Linked DNA regions of Mus musculus: region 1 is linked to region 2. The links are chromatin contacts, found by Hi-C in ENCODE. All regions are on one chromosome and are shown on one strand. Each heading gives the region's core, a stretch centred on a gene start or an enhancer-like site at or near the end of the contact. The rest is flanking DNA. Distances are from core to core; before and after follow the strand shown. Region 1 overlaps Scml4 (Scm polycomb group protein like 4). Region 2 holds the start of Scml4 (Scm polycomb group protein like 4).

The links. A loop is a pair of places that touch in the nucleus more often than their neighbours do.
Region 1: a map of v-Abl transformed pro-B cells shows a loop between it and region 2 (2.3-fold over the local background). The contact joins the enhancer-like site here to the promoter of Scml4 in region 2. A Hi-C loop is called at or near these places in 6 of 37 maps with a recorded cell type or tissue (T-helper 1 cell, T-helper 17 cell, mature B cell and 2 more).

The regions. Positions count from the first base shown.
Region 1 is chr10:42,892,702-42,895,456 of GRCm38, reverse strand. The region is part of intron 1 of Scml4 (Scm polycomb group protein like 4); the gene reads right to left. Among named protein-coding and RNA genes, the nearest start is that of Gm34006, 25 kb to the right of the region's middle. Within about 2 kb of position 1,421, at least 1 of the 3 ENCODE cell types and tissues checked has a DNase peak (open chromatin) inside an H3K27ac peak, as active enhancers do.
Region 2 is chr10:42,858,972-42,861,799 of GRCm38, reverse strand. Scml4 (Scm polycomb group protein like 4) reads right to left here and starts at 1,288. Exons shown (of 9, transcript NM_172938.3): 1 at 947-1,288.

The DNA of each region.
Region 1 (2,755 bases), core at 172-2,671, 34 kb before region 2:
CTCTCTCTCCATGTGGCCATGGCCAGCCTCTACTCTCCTCTCTGCCTTTCTCTGCCTCTACTACTCTCTTAACTCCCCTCCCCATGCCCTGAATAAACTCTATTCTATACTATACTGTCGTGTGGCTGGTCCCTCAGGGGGAAGGGATGCCTTGGCATGGGCCCGCTGAGGCATCCCCTTCCTCCACACCTCACTACACCCCCACAGAACAAATTCTTATATTTATTTATCTTTTTATAATTACAACACGGAGACCCTCAGGGGTCCCCTGAGGAAGGCAGAGCACCCCTACATGTCCAGTGAGTCCTACTGACATATTTGGGTGTGCAAACCCAGCACAGCCCACTGCTTGACCACCCCATCACTAGCACAGCTTCTCTCTGTGATGGTGAGTCTGGATCACACCCACAGGTCACCTGAAGAGAAACAGACCCTGCGTGACCTCAGGACACACTGGATAGTGGCCAGTAGCCAAAATGACAGTATGAGTGAGGACTACGCCTGCCACAGACTCTGTGGGAGTGGCTCCTTCCCTCAGAGCGCCCTGCTGTTGATAGGCTATCTACTCCCCCGGCCCTTGACCATGACCTTCATGGCGTGGGGACTGTCCTTGGTGAACAGTCACATACAGGACTGAGTCCACAGCACCAACAAGGCAACAGAGAGAGGATGAACACACACATGCTAATCTTTCTCCATTCAGTTCTCACGGTGAGACTCTGAGGCCAGCACTATGAGAAGCCCCTAGCATACGGAGCAAGCCTGTCAAACGTTTACAGCAGAGCTAAGAAGGCTCCTGTTCTGGGACCATCAAACTCAGCTTAAGACAACTGGAGGATATAACTGCCACCACCTCACGTGCCATGTCTGAGCTGGATGAAAATGATGTGACTTCTCCAGGTCAGGCTGTGAGCAGGTCCTTAACCAACACTGACAGCGGTGGGGGTGAGGGGGTGGCAGAGCATGACACAGCTGCAGGCTTCCATTCTTAGTTGCCAAAGGAAAGGTCAATAGAGGACAAGACAATGACTCCTTTGTCCAGTGTGCTTCCCAGGGTGGTGGAGTCGACAAGCAGGGCTTGGGAGTAGTGCAGGTCTCCTCTCTCAAAGGTCTCAGGGTAGCCTCAACTGAGTCTGTTCTTCATGAGTTTGCTTTCTGAAAGCCCATATCTATATGAATATTCACTGGACACTTAGGCATTCGTGGGGCACTCTGAGGTTGTGTGAGGCAACTGGGCAAGCCTTCCTGCAGACAGAAAGATACACCCACATGGTTGTTTAAGGAAGAGACTCTGTCCTTCCAGTAAGAGCTGGAAAGACAGCCTGGAAGAGCAAAAGGTGCCAGAAGCCAGAAACAAAGATGGACTTAGCCTGCTCCTTCAGGAGCCTGGGAAATTAGCCAACCAGACGGCACTGGAACTACTCAGGAGCTGTCTTGTTTCTGTCTAGTAAGAAACAGACGAGAAGCAGCAGGACACAGGACGGGATGGGAAGCAAGAGGTAGGGACCGGACACGAGGGGACAAGAGTGGAAACCAGACACGAGGGGACAAGAGTGGGGACTGGACACGAGGGGACAAGAGTTGGGACCAGACATGAGGGGACAATAGTGGGGACCGGACACTAGGGGACAATAGTGGGGACCGGACATGATGGGACAAGAGTGGAGACCGGACACAAGGAGACAATAGTGGGGACTGGACATGAGGGGACAAGAATGGGGACTGGACATGAGGAGACAAGAGTGGGGACCAGACATGAGGGGACAAGAGGTGAGACAGTATGAAGGGTCCTAGGTCCAGGTGGAGACAGTCATCACAGCTCAGGGACTTGTGAAGTCAGATTTTGCTAGCCTCAGACAAAATGAGCTCTGGGGTACAGCAAGAGTCTGTGAATAGGTCTGGGGAGTTTTCTGGGAAATCAGGAGAAGAAAAAGGAAAGCACATTTTCTCCCAACTTCAAAGCAAACTGGACTCTGTGTGTGACAATTAATCGTTTCAGAACTACCAACAGATCCATGACAAACACTGCTAGAAGATGATGCCTTTGTTTATAATGTGTCACTGGCTCCAGAAGGACTAACCCCCTTCTAGTTTAAGGGTTAACCAATTAAGATTTACTTGAGAGAAAGAACAGGGTAGTTACATGGAGGTCGGAAGCATGAATTAACCCCAGACTGTTGACAGCTGCCCAGCATTTGACAAGCTGTCTCAGAAGTTTCCGAGACAGATATTAAGTAGCATATGAGCAGGAGGAAGATGCAGTAGGGTAGAGTTCACGACTAATGAGCCACACCCAATTTGGGTGACATCACAGCTCTACAGGTTGCCTCTAGCCACAAGCTTCTGGTTTCTGGTTTAGTTGTCAGCTTCTGGGAACAGGGATGAAGGTTTGGAAGGCAGACGTGCCAAATAATGAGCTTGGGAGAGGTGTCCAGTGCTACAGATCACAGAGCTGGGATTCAAAAATGTTTTATATGTGGAGACAAAATTAACTGAGGGAAACTCAAAGATACCCTACCGTCCCAAGATGTCCAACAGAGCCAAGACAGGAGAGACTTCCAGTGTGAAGAAGATGTAGTGGGGCCGGAGAGATGGCTCAGGGGTCTTCTTGATCATTTGTTGCTCTTCAAGAGTACCTAGGTTTGGTCAATCCCCAGTCCCCCCATGGGGGTTCACAACCAACCATAACTTCAGTCCCAGCCCACCTGACACCCTCTTCTGGCCTCTGTAGATAACAGGCATGCATGGGGTATAC
Region 2 (2,828 bases), core at 39-2,538:
GAGCTGCTGATGGTCCTAGCCCTCTTGAGAAATGTCATGACCCTAGAAAGACAACACAGCAAGCCGCCACCTCTGGCTTATTGTCGAAAATAACGGCAAGAACTTAGACTCAAGCGCATCAATGATGAGTGAAAACTGCTAACTCAGCAGCCATACCCACTGGTCCTGTCCATCCGCAGAGCAACCTGTAGACGACACCCGGGGCTGCAGGCAGAATGAGTGGAAGCTATTTGGGGTCACATAGGACTGTGTGAGGGGAGGAGGTGACTTTGTCTTTGAACTTGGGGAAACTCCAAACATTCCATACTAACCTGTTAGTTATTTCCTCCTAAAAAAACTAATAGCAGGAACTTGCAAACAATTAATACTCTCCTTATCTATGACTGGTACATCAGCAACCAACAAAAACACATGAAATATCCCATCTGCAGCATTCAACACAAGTAAATAAAATTCAATTTGAAAACAAATGCTTTGATGAGTGCTTATATCACAGCCAATTTTAATAATCAATTTTAGGTAAATATTTGTAACCTAATCCATACTACAAATTTTAAATTAATAATACAAAATAAGACAAAATTATTATTAGGAAAAAAACCATATTCATGTTTGAAATAATAAAAAATTTGCACATATTTACATATAGACTTAAAGAGAGGTTAAGTGTATACATGTCAAAAATGGTTATAAACTGTGTTTTTACTTTAAATCTCCCTTTGATATATAGTTAAAAAAAATCAAACATTATATTTTGCATGTTAGGATCCGAAGTTTACCCACCGGGCTCAGTAGTTTTAGCACCAGACACTCGTGCATTGCCAGAGAGGCAGGCATGCAAACCCTCCCAAATAAACTAAAGCAGGTAACCTGTTGTGCCGCCAGCCCAAAGAGAAGGAGCCATACAATGTACCACAGCACACCCGCCAGCATGCGTCTCCCTTACCTACAGCTTGGTCACAGAGCCCTGACCAGGGTGTTGCTTGCTGAGGTCTGGAGTGGTGGCTTAGAAGACAGGTGACTTCCTGCACACACACTGCGAGTATGGCACAAGCTATCTTCCACCCGTGTGCTACGCCTGCCTCACAGCTAGTCGCCAGCAGCCCAGCTCGCCGCCGCTGCAAACATCTCATTAGACTAATGCATTCAGTACAGGCAGAACACTCGATTTACCATAGCTACAGCAGTGAATTTCCATTACGATGACAGCTTCAACCACATCATGTCCGGAAAACCAGCCAACCGCTGGCTTCTAAAGAACACACACACATTTTACATGCAGAAAGCGAGGACTCTGTGTGTGTGTGTGTGTGTGTGTGTGTGTGTGTGTGTGTGTGTGTGTGTGTGTGTTATTTCTTTCCTCTGTACAGACAGACCAGCTAAGAGAAATACACAGCACAGCTTTTTGTGAACAGCAGCCGCCAGGTAATGATACTTCTGCTTCTTAGATAGTTACTTCCTTGTAAGAAACTGAATTATGTCACAATAGTCAGAATGGGTGTTTCCTGCATTTCAGTTTTCATTACCCCTCCTCCGTTGCCATAGAAACCAGACTGTAACATCATCTCTTTGTCCCAGTCTTGCAGCAGTGAGGGCCACACCAGGCTTATAAGACTGTTACGATCTGACAAGGCTAATGTTTGGCTTTGGGGGGAAAAGAAGAAGAAAGAAAGAACAATGGTATACCAACAGAAAGCCTGTGTGTTGTCAGAGGTGTGGACCTGTACTGATGACACACTGTGGCTGTACCTGTTAGCTCTAAAGCTGCCTATCCTACGTTTAATCCACATCTGTGTGTGCACATCTGGAAGTGTTTCTCCATGCCCAAACACTCTTGGGACCTGCCTGGGAAAGGGCTGCTGTCTCTCCTCCATACCCACTGCCTGTCCACTAAACCAGTTTACACCAGAGAAGGTGCCTTTTCTCCTCCCTTCTTTTTATAAAGTGAGTCGAGGTTTTCTGCTGCTGACTTGACTCATCTGGGGAAATGGGATGTGTCTCAAGTGTGTCTTATAAGATACCTGGTTTACAAATACAGGCTGTCTACCGGGTTTGCTTTTAGGGACAGGGAGCATGCTTGTAGCCAGGACTGACATTAAACTAATTTGGAAGGTCTGGGTCACAGCTTAGCCAGTTACTGAGTATGAAAAATTAAAAAGGACCTACAATTTGAATGCATATGTAGTGTGAAGTAAATTTGTCCCCTCAAATTAAATAGATACAGGAAATTGATGTTTTTTTTAAGTCAAAGCATTATCCTTACTAAGAAAGAAGGAATTCCCTGGGTGGCATGTGTCCTTTCTGCCTAGGTCCGCTGCCTGCCACAGCCCTGACTCCTCTGCCCCAAGGTGGTTCCCAGGCTGGCCGGGGCCTGGCCCAGCTTGGATGGCAGTCTCCATTCCTACCAAGTGCCATAAAGAGTCAAAAATTTGTACCAACAGTGTAGTATGTGTCCCCTTTGACATCCAAGGGAATCAAAGGCTGATTAGTGAAACAAGATTGGCCCATAGAAGCTCTCAATAAATTTCTATTTTATGAAAGATACAGACAGTTTGGCCCAAGTAGAAATTATTAGGGTTATGGGACTGGCTTTGGACTGAAATTCATGATGTAGAAATGGAAAAGTAACACGTTCACAACAAAGTGCAGACTCACGCTGTTAAGGAACGTAGATGGGAAGAGACATAGAGCTCTCTCCTCATGGGAAGAGGCCTTAGGGGAGGCGGTGAGCTGCCGAAGACAGCATCATGGCTCGCCACTGACCTACAGCAACCCTTTTGGACTCGTATTTAAACTATTGAGGGTTTTTTCCTTTGGAAATAAATATG